Regions from separate parts of the Homo sapiens genome. Here region 2 is linked to region 1. The links are chromatin contacts, found by Hi-C or POLR2A ChIA-PET in ENCODE. All regions are on one chromosome and are shown on one strand. The core of a region is the stretch at or near the end of the contact, and the rest is flanking DNA. Distances in the headings are between cores, read along the strand shown.

What was found. A loop is a pair of places that touch in the nucleus more often than their neighbours do. ChIA-PET counts read pairs that join two places held with the same protein, here RNA polymerase II (POLR2A). Pooled maps may share reads with other maps.
Region 2: a loop to region 1 is called in a map of endothelial cell of hepatic sinusoid, with 2.3 times the contacts of the local background. The contact joins two enhancer-like sites. A Hi-C loop is called at or near these places in 13 of 168 maps with a recorded cell type or tissue (B cell, CD14-positive monocyte, CD4-positive, alpha-beta T cell and 8 more) and 4 of 50 pooled maps. POLR2A ChIA-PET finds 5 or more read pairs at or near these places in 14 of 52 experiments (AG04450, B cell, CD8-positive, alpha-beta memory T cell and 11 more).

What each region holds. Positions count from the first base shown.
Region 1 is chr15:63,210,376-63,215,955 of GRCh38, reverse strand. The region is part of intron 1 of RAB8B (RAB8B, member RAS oncogene family); the gene reads right to left. Among named protein-coding and RNA genes, the nearest start is that of RAB8B, 24 kb to the right of the region's middle. RefSeq lists an enhancer at 4,764-5,329. Within about 2 kb of position 3,280, at least 13 of the 41 ENCODE cell types and tissues checked have a DNase peak (open chromatin) inside an H3K27ac peak, as active enhancers do.
Region 2 is chr15:63,253,339-63,258,918 of GRCh38, reverse strand. RAB8B (RAB8B, member RAS oncogene family) reads right to left here. Exons shown (of 8, transcript NM_016530.3): 4 at 3,335-3,412; 5 at 2,325-2,414. Among named protein-coding and RNA genes, the nearest start is that of APH1B, 21 kb to the left of the region's middle. Within about 2 kb of position 2,443, at least 2 of the 41 ENCODE cell types and tissues checked have a DNase peak (open chromatin) inside an H3K27ac peak, as active enhancers do.

The sequences.
Region 1 (5,580 bases), core at 2,031-4,530:
AGTGATCCTCCCACCTCAGCCGCCAGAGTAGCTGGGACCACAGGTGCATGTCACCACACCTGGCTAATTTTTAAAATTTTTTATGGAGATGGGGTCTCGCCATGTTGCCCAGGCTGGTCTCAAACACCTGGGGTCAAACAATCATCCTGCCTCAGCCTCCCAAAGTGCTGGAATTATAGGCATGAGCAGCTATGCCTGGTCTATAGGGTAAAATTTTAAGGGCAAATATAATATAGTTGCTCTTTCTTCTGAATCTTCTGCCAATTCCCACTTCAACTTTCAGTAAAAAGTAAAGGGTTGTGAAAATAAGACTGAGTTGACAATTCTAAAACTGACTAAAATAAAAATGAAAATTATGAGGACCTCAGGCATTTTTCAAAGTAAACTAGAAAGAACTTTCCTTTTGATAGTCCATTTACAAGTAGCGAAGTCTATCATAGGGATTCTCAGTTCCTTCGAAGACTAAAAAGAAATACAGTATGACAAAGATACAGCGTTAACTGGTTAAATTTTTATATAAGTATAAAAATTACTTCCTACTCTTTACAAACTTGTTATTGACCAGAAGGCAGTTTTTCATTTAATATCTTTGAAAAATCAGCAGTTAAGTAAAAAATATCAAGACAATTTTTGGAACACTTTAATCAGAAGTATGGAAGTATACAAATGAATTTTAAAATAAAATCAATGCATCAATGAATAAGATCTAATATGAAAGTACTCACATTTCACGATGAGACTATGATCAGATGCAGGAAAGGCAAAAGTCTAAATCCCAGTAGAGAAAGGATGGGTATGAGGGACAAAGGGCCCTTGGACTGAATTATCAAGAGTGATGTCTTCAGCTTCCAGATTCCCAGAGCCCCTGTTGGTAGTTATTGACAAATATGGTATTTGGTCACAAATAGCAACAGCAGGTATCTCTTGTGTCTGGGATAGGAAAGGAGATCAGAAACCTGTGAAGATTGCAAACTCCTGACTCCATAAGAATGAGGTGGAAGGTCTGAGGACAGAGAGCTGTAGATGCCCTACTCAATTTTAAAGACCTTAGTAAACAAGAAAAAATAAAATTAAATACTATATGTGTATTCCATGGGAAATTATTTTTATTGTTTCTTTTGGTGGGGAGAACACCACTATATGCAGTTTTAGGAGGAAAAGATAAGAAACATGAATTCTCAGAAGCAGGTTTCAACCCCCACAGCTCAAGGGTTACATTAAAAAAGAGAAATGAACTGCTGCTGAAATTAGAAGCAAGAGAACCCACTCTGGTCAAATCCACTGTCAGATGGAAAAGCTTTGTGAAGTGTTAGAAACGGTTGGGCATGGTGGCTCACGCCTGTAATCCTAGCACTTTGAGAAGCCGTGGTGGATGGCTTCTCGGCCTTTTGGCTAAGATCAAGTGAGAAGCCGTGGTGGGCAGATCACCTGAGGACAAGAGTTCAAGACCAGCCTGGCCAACATGGTGAAACCCCGTCTCTACTGAAAATACAAAAATTAGCCAGGCACGGTGGCACCTGCCTGTAATCCCAGCTACCCGGGAGGCTGAGGCAGGAGAATCGCTGCAACCTGGGAGGCGGAGGCTACAGTGAGCCGAGATCATGGCCCTGCACTCCAGCATGGGTAGCAGAGTGAGACTCCGTCTCAAAAAAAAAAAAAAAAAAAAAAAGAAAGAAACTGAGCGTACCCATTTCCAAGGAATTCAACACTGTTGAATTCTTTTTCAAACTTAAACTCCTAGATAACTACATTAGATCCTTTACCTCCCACACTGTAATACCTTGAAAGGAATAGCCAATCAGAATTTTTAAACACTGGAAATTTCTACATTTTACACGTTGGTATAGCAAACGAAACCACTTTTTTTTTTCCCCTGAGACAGAGTCTCGCTCTGTCACCCAGGCTGGAGTGCAGTGGCACAATCTTGGCTCACCACAACCTCCACCTCCCAGGTTCAAGCAATTCTCCTGCCTCAGCCTCCCGAGTAGCTGGGATTACAGACACATGCCACAACGCCCAGCTAATTTTTGTATTTTTATTAGAGTAGGGGTTTCACCATGTTGCCCAGGCTGGTCTCGAACTCCTGACCTCGTGATCTGCCCGCCTCTGCCTCCCAAAGTGCTGGGATTACAGGCGTGAGCCACCGCGCCTGGCCTGGAAACCACTTTTGTTTTGTTCTTGAGAGCAGATATAAGCGATGGAAATAAATGGAAAATGTAGAAAATTATTTGGAAGACAGAATTTACTCATTTTAAGTTTCAACACTCATATAAACAAAAGCAGTTGGAAAGAACTCATGTAGGAATTCCCCATAACCAGAAGGAAGATTGTTTTGTTTTGGGTTTTTTTTTAAGTGTCCATATTACAACTTAAATTTACAACTTAAGCTTTTATCATTATTTTAAAAATGAAAGTGGTATCATCTATAGTCATAAATGCACAGCCTACTGAATTTAAAAGAGGAGCACATTCCAGTTTTAGGCATAAGTACAGTAACTAAATAGACTTGAACAAGAAATTCTTTATCCAGTACAGATTTTCTGAGCATTTGGCACTATACAGAAAACCATGATTTACTAAGCACCAATCAACTGACCTAAGTTACATTATAACAGCACCCCTAGCCTATCCTCTGCTTTGCCCCACGTCCCCCTCCAAACATATCCACCTGAAATAGTACCTAGAAGACATTTGTCCTTATCAGATTTTATTTGAAGGAAGAAGTCAGAAAGGAATTATCTAGTAATAACTTAGTTACAATTTCAGGTACCAGCAGAGAAGCCAAAAAATGAAAATTAATCTGTGTACAAGCTGAAATTGTCCCTAGTTCTGAAAAGAGAATAGTCAGAACCTAGAGAGTTCCTTTTTGATTCCAAAGAGGGAAGGAAGGGAGGAAAGAAGGGAGGAAGAGAGGGAGGGAGGGAAGACTTAGACACTAAAACATGCTTTAGGCCTCTGCCAAAGCCTTATAAAAAACTAAGACAAACCTCATAGTTAACTACTGACAGTGGCATGTGCTTTTAATTCTATTCTGAAAATGTGCATGCAAGCAAGGCAAAATTATATCATGGTTCTCATTTACATTTATCATTGCCTCACTATGGGAATATATAATCACATACGGACATCTGTGGATGATTATATACAAAGACGGGCCTTTCAAGATCAAGTTTAAGAGTTCTAGTGTCTTTCTATTCATACACCAATCATGAAGCAATTCACTAGAGCTGTTTTAGGGAATACGGAAATATTTGGGGAAGTCCAGAGGCTGTCTCCTCATCACGTACAAAAATTTTGTAATAATTTCCTTCACCTCCCCCTCTTCCCACAGTAAAGCTCAGCAGTGACATTTCCTTTCCCCTATCTAGTTATATGAATCACTTTTTACTTTACTACATTTTTAGGGATTCTGTGTTTTTACCTTGAATCAAAAGTGATGCCAAATTATCACTAATACATCTTGACTCTTCTGATCCCCAATCAGAATTTCCCCTCCCCTAATTGAAAGTGACATTTTCTAGTACAAAAATTTTCACGCAAAATGAGGTTAGACTAGAATAAATATGAGTCAGATGAACATGAACTGAAACAGAAAAATGTGCTGGTGCAATCCCTCCCTTAACAACTTTATCTCACAACCCCGGATGTTTAAAAATGATAAACATGGTGACCTATCCAAGAACAACCTGGATATCAAGTTTTCGTTGTTTGTTTTTTGCTGCGAACTAGTTCAGCATGCTCTGCTTGTTATACATCAAGGATGCCTCTACATCAATTCAGGAGGAAAGACTACAACGCACTGTGTAGGAAGATGGGGCTTTTAGGCCAGGCACTGTGGCTCATGACTGTAATCCCAGCGCTTTGGGATGCTGAGGCAGGAGGACTGCTTGAGCCCAGGAGTTCAAGACCAGCCCAGGCAACATAGAGAGACTCCCTCTCTTAAAAAATTAAATAAAATGAGCTGGGCATGGTGGGACACACCTGTAGTCCCAGCTACTTGGGAAGCTGAGGTGGGAGAATCACCTGAGCCTGGGAAGTTGAGGCTGCAGTGAGCCATGATTGCGCCACTGCACTCCAGCCTAAATGACAGAGTGAAATCCTGTCTCTAAAAAAAAGAAAAAAACACAGGGCTCTTCATGTTGTTGAATGATCAACTAGGGGCAACTCCCCTTCAGCCATGACAGTTATGAGATGTCTATCAATATCTATCATGACCAGTCACTAGTTGCAATTGACTAGTGTCAGTCAATATATGACAATACTAAGAAAAATGCGGTGCTTGGCAAAAAAAATCCACCAAAACTATGACTGGATTTAACTGGAAGTTAATTTTGAACTCTACCACACTACCTGTACTTTTAAGAAGATACATTTAAAGAAAGTAAATACTAAACACAGTATCAGGAAGCTTTATAAAGGAAATATCAAACTATGGCTCTCTCTAAAGTCTTGCGTAAACATTCTTTCCTATTCTAATGGCCATCAAAGTTAAGGATATAATAGGGTTAAACCAGAATCTCAATGAGAGAGATGGTGAACACATATAGTCTGGGGTAGAACACAGTTATAATATCACAGTACGTGAGACAATAATCTCCCAACCTCCCAACTCAGAAAGGGACAAGAATTCACTCAATCTGGCTGTAGTTTCAGGAACATCTGTGAAGCATTTCCCAGTATTCTCAGTAATTTCTATACTTCCGATCTACAAAGGATATTCTACTATTTGTTCTCTTGTCAATAAAGAAAAGTTAGGCCAAAAGAGATTTTAACACAAAACACTTAAGCTAATAAAAGCAGAGCTGGTCTTTCACTTTTATTTGGGTTTTTGCAGATAAGACGCACATCTCAAACCAACCATAGGATCCTTCCCCAAATTCTTTCCCTGCTGTTTATCTTTTGATATTGCAAGAGCTCTGATGGGTCCCTTGTGTAGTGGTATCTTTTGGCAAAAGTGGTTTCCTCAGGTTGAGTTGAGCTCTGGCTCTTCAAAGTTAATTAGAACCACACCACACAGTATCTCGAGTATGCTGATAGAAAATGCCTGTGGTGTGATGTTAACGAGAGACAATTAAATTTCTCTTTGTTCTCTTCAGAAGACAATTACATTTCTCATCTTTTATTTGCATACCAGCCACTCAATAAAAACCAGCCTACAGCCTAGTAAAAAAAAGGCCAAGAATGGGCCTTGCCCACAGCTGCAGCTACCACCCACTACTTGCCCACCCCTTTCTCAATAGAAAAGACAGCGGGAGGCCACGGCACATACTTCCTACTCCTTTCAGGGTCTTCCATGTCAGAAACCCTGCCACGTTCCCCACATCCAAATTATCTCAGTGCTTTGGTGTGAAAAAATTGAAAAATGATCCACAGAAGGTTGGGAAGCTGGAGGTGGAAGGTACCTGGACAGCACCAAAGGTTCCCTTGTGCAGACAGCAGGAAGCCTAGCTGTGGCACTACCTATCTCTTACCCAGGTTTGCTTTCACACAATTCAGTCTCAGTAACAAAAGATTTTAGGGGAGAGAGTAGAGGTAGACAAAGCAGGAAGAAAAAAGAAATTCATTGAGGAAACATTTTGT
Region 2 (5,580 bases), core at 1,194-3,693, 44 kb before region 1:
GGGTTACTCCCTTTGCAACCTCCTCCCCTTTTCTGACTCACAGATTAAAAATGGAAAGTACCTCTGATTGGTCCCCTCCCACAACCAATCAGACGTCTGCGCAGGGTATAACTTTGTAACTTCATTTCATCCTTTGATTGGTCACCTTCTGCAACCAATCAAACTGGTCATGGGCCACTACTTCATTTACAGAGTGTAAACCAAGTAACCCATGGGAAATTTCTAGAGGGTATTTAAACCCCAGAAAATTCTGTAACCAGTGCTCAAGCTGCTTGCTCAAGCCCACTCCCACTCTGTGGAGTGTACTTTCATTTCGATAAATTTGTGGTTTTGGCTTCATTCTTTCATTGTTTGTGTGTGTGCATTTTGTCCAATTCTTTGCTCAAAATGCCAAGAATCTGGCTGACTTGTAGTCAAGACCCTCCACTGGTAAAACTACCATTATCTTGGGATTCATTCACTCCTTTTATCTGCTCCCAAAGTTTAATTCTCCAACAGTTACTGTATTGACTTTTAGGCCGGGTGTGGTGGCTCACGCCTGTAATCCCAGCACTTTGGGAGGTCGAGGCAGGCAGATCACCTGAGGTCAGGAGTTAAGAGACCAGCCTGGCCAGCATGGTGAAACCCCGTCTGTACTAAAAATACAAAAATTAGCCTGGTGTGGTGGCAGACGTCTATAATCCCAGCTACTTGGGAGGCTGAGACAGGAGAATCGCTTGAACCAGGGAGCCAGAGGTTGTAGTGAGCCAAAATTGTGCAATTGCACTCCAGCCTGGGTGACAAGAGTGAAACTCCATCTCAAATAAAAAAAAAAAAAACTATACTTACTTTTAATTACTTTTTTTTTTTTTTTGAGACACAGTCTTGCTCTGTTGCCCAGGCTGGAGGAGTACAGTGGCACTATCTCAGCTCACTGCAACCTCCGCCTCCTGGGTTCAAGTGATTCTCCTGCCTCAGCCTCCTGAGTAGCTGGGACTACAGACGCACGCACGCCACCATGCCCGGCTAATTTTTGTATTTTTAGTAGAGACAGTGTTTCACCATGTTGGTCAGGCTGGTCTCGAACTCCTGACCTCGTGATCCACCCACCTCGGCCTCCCAAAGTGCTGGGATGACAGGTATGAGCCACTGCGCCAGGCCTTAATTAATTTTAATAAATGAGTCCAGAATTGAACAAAAACTTAAATACTAAAGTATTCATGCTTTGATTTCTATTGATTGAGACAAATTGCGAACTCTTATATATTCCTCAAAAAGTTCCTAGTTCATTTACAATGCTAAAATTAAGTAAATGTTTTTAGGGGAAAAAAGTTTGCAGCAAAAGTTCACAGTCAGATTGAAAAACAAAATGTGGCTGGGCATGGTGCCTCACACCTGTAATCCCAGCACTTTGGGAGGCCGAGGCAGGTGGATTGCTTGAGGCCGGGAGTTCAAGAGCAGCCTGGCCAGCACGGCAAAACCGCGTCTCTACTAAAAATACAAAAATTAGCCGGGTATATGTGTGTGGTGGCACATGCCTATAATCCCACCTTCTTGGAGGCTGAGGCATGAGAATTGCTTGAAGCCAGGAGGCAGAGGTTGCAGTGAACTGAGATTACGCCACTGCACTCCAGCCTGGGAGACAGAGCAAGACTTTGTCTCAAAAAAAAAAAAAAAGAAAAGAAAATGCATTTTGCATATATAATTTTTTTAAAGGCTAAAGCAAAATTCCAAGACTTAAAAAGTGAAGCTTCTAAGTCAATTTAGAATCTGTCACAGAAGTAAATATGTACACAAAATATTCCTTTGCTTTACAGGACACAAAAGAGAGAAATGCCCATGCCCATAAACAACATATAAATGACATCCATAGCTTGATCAGTTACAAGGAATTTATCCATAAAACCTAACGCTAATGTGTAGTAAAATATTCTTAGGGAAAAAAATGAATTGGAAAATGATTCCTGTTGAAACTTCACCTATCCCTATAACTTCTTTTTCAAAAAGAATGTTTACTTTAACTTCAAAACTGGGCATTTTCACACAGATCTGGAAGAAACAGCCTGAACTCTAAGCTGCAGGAATCTGAGAAAGGACCAATTTGTATCTCCCAGAAAACATTAGCAAATTCTTTAGGAATGAGTCATGACCACACAGTATAGAGAGCTGGATCTCGAATACTAATTCACACCATTCAAGTATGGATTACATCTCTTTGTTGTTGATATCCAATTTAAAGGGATTAAAACACAGATTTTAAAAAAAATCAATAATTAAATAATATGAAGAAAAGAAATGCTTAATGTGAGTAGATTCCAACCTTTATCCATTCCATTCACATTTACCTTCTCCCCTCTTTCTTTTGACACTTGTCTTTTGTCATTCATATCACATTTGTTACCCAGGATCATTCTTTCGACATCGGAAGAGGCATGCTGCAGGGAGAAAATAGCATGCTATAAAAACAGCCTGAGAAAAACCCGTTACTTAATAGACAAATCCAACCTGTCAGAAACACATGAATTTAATAAGACATAATCTTTTACTCACACAAGGCCTAATTCAGAGAAAAGTTTAAAGATGGGAAGAGGGGCAAAGCTACAGTACAAGAGCCCTCACAGAGCCTGTGCAAACCTTCTTCCCGAGGTTTGGAAAGAAGGTGGAACAAACACAAATAAAGCTTATGGTGATCTAATGACAAAATTTCCAAATATTCAGGTCAAAGAAGGACAAAAACTTGGTACTGAGTGAACCAGTGGAGATGGTATTCTAGATTCTGTACTATTTTAAAAAGAAATTCATCTAAGTTTATAGAAACGTGTACAAAATTATTTCAGAGTCAGATTTCTTTCTTAAGTGACAAAGACATTAAAAAAATCTTAATACCAATTATCCTGGAATTAAAACAATCTTCAAATATCTAAGATGGAGAAAATGTCAGAAGGGCAAAAAGTTGCCAAGGTAAAGAGATAATTGTTGCTAGCCAAACAGCATGGTGGGATAGAAGCTGGGAACCAGATGTTTTAATCCTGGCTCTTCTTTTTAAAGGCTGTATGAGCACAGGCAAATCACTTCTTTCTGTTCTCAGTTATTCATGTGTAAAATGTGATCTAGGATTAAATTATTTCCCATATCTGGCCCAAGCTTAAAATCTTGTGACGTTACTTCTCTGTCCCCCTAACCCCCAGTAGTCAGACTGGCAGCACCAGAGATTTATGGAGCTCTTCAGAGAGAGAGGGCCCAACCTGCCCATGCCCTGCTTCTAAGCAGCTCAGCTGCCTTGCAGACAGAGGAGCCTTTTACAAGCACCCAGCAGGACTCTTCTCCAATGTCACCATTCTCTTTCCACACATACCTCTTCAATGTTTCTGATCCAATTTTTAATATTGTCAAAGGATTTTTCATTTGTGATGTCATAGACCAGCATAATGCCCTATAAGGGGGAAAAATATCTTTATTTAGTACTTTATATATTTAAAGTTATAGTATATAATGTCAATGTACTCCTACCCTCCAGAAACCTTTTGTTTGTCCATTTTTTCCCTTTAAAAAGGGTTCATAATAAATTTGAAAAGTACAGAGAAACAAAAATCAATAAATACTTATTCCACTGGTCTCACCATGTAAATAAAAACCCTTTTAACATTTTCACTGTTAACCTTTAATGAATTAGTGATCGTGGTAAAGGTGATACACCCTTTCTACCTGACCTCACATGATAACAATCAGCCCCAATTGGAGCTGAGTGTTAAGTCAAAACAGCGATAACATTGAGAGTAAGAGTTAATCACTTCCACTGTGCACTTGTTTATTCCAAGTAGAAACTATCTTGCTTTCTACTCTTCTACTAAGATTGAGACCACACTGCTTTAAAATTATTTTTTATGTAGGTTGATCAAAAAATAGGTTGTCACTATTTATCTAAGTACATCACAGACACTTAAAATCCAATGCATTTGTTATACTGGTTTAATGAAAGGCATTCTCATCATATTTTTAAAGACTCCATGTCTGGTATTTCTTTTTTTGAGACACAGTCTCGCTCTGTCACCCAGGCTGGAGTGCAGTGGCATGATCTCCACTCACTGCAAGCTCCACCTCCCGGGTTCACGCCATTCTCCTGCCTCAGCCTCCCGAGTAGCTGGGACTACAGGCGCCCGCCACCACACACAGCTAATTTTTTGTATTTTTAGTACAGACAGGGTTTCACCATATTAGCCAGGATGGTTTCGATCTCCTGACCTCGTGATCCGCCCGACTTGGCCTCCTAAAGTGCTGGGATTACAGGTGTGAGCCACCGCGCCCAGCCCATGTCTGGTATTTCTAAAAGGTTTACCTTCCAAATGTTTAAACTAACACCTGTATGCTACTGCAAAATCTATATCCCCAGACCACACTTCTGTACTAAGTGCTAGAACTACTCACCTGTCCATCTACTACATAAATATTTAGTGAGCACCTACTGTGTGCCTGATACTATACTAGATCCTACTAGCAGTGAACAAGATAGAAAAGGTCTCTTCCTCTTGTAGATGGCTAACAAAGACAACAGACAATAAACCAATATCTATACAACTAATTATAATTTTGACAACTGCTATGAAGATGCATGGGGAGCTCATATGCTAGGGGTGTAATTCAATCTGGTTGAGGGGCTGGAGTGGGCAGGGGAGGCTTCCCTGAGGAAATGACATTAAAGCCAAAGCCTGGGAACTTAGTAGACTTAAACTAGGCAAAGGGCTAGGAGCTGCGGTGAAGAGGGGAAGCCCAGGTACCTGGCAAATAGCAGAAACATTGTAAATCTCTTGCTGATGTTGAACCAGAGACCGCTGGATTGAGTGAAAGAAAGTCAGCTTGGCAAGGCTGCACAGATCTAATGGGCGGAGGGCACAAGCTGAGGCTGAAGGGCTAGGCTGGGGTACTCAAGAGACCACTGTCTGGACATTGGCCAATAGATATCCCCTTGTGATCACGGCAAACTCAACAAAGTAAAACAAGATTGTCTTGTCTCCTCTGAATCTTCTATTTGTCCTTGTATTACCATTTTGGTGAAAGTAATACAACCCAGTCAGCCAGCCCAAGCACACATGTGGGAGTTATCTTCTCTATAGCCAATCAGTCACTAAGTCCTGGAGACTCAATGTCCTAAATATTCCAGAATCTTACCTACCACACACATGGCCTTATTCAGATTCTCACAAATTAGTCTTTACCTGGATTCCCATCATCTTTAATTGATTTCCCTGATTAATTTCATTCTTTTTTTTCTTTCTTTCTTTCTTTTTTTTAGAGATGAGGTCTCGCTATGTTGCCCAGACTGGCCTCAAACTCCTGAACTCAAGCAGTCCTCCCACCTCCGCCTCCCGAGCTGCTGAGATTACGGGCATGAGCCACCACATCCAGCTTCCCTGCTTTCATTCTTAGCCTCCTCTAATCCACTTTCCGTAAGGGTACTAGAACTATCACTTCATTGATCAAAATCCTTTAGCACCTCTCCTTTATACTCAAAATTAAATTAAATTTCCTTAGTATGGTAGGGGAAGTCCTTCCAGGTCTGGCTTCCAACTTTGTAAGTAAACATAAAATATAAATAAATATAAA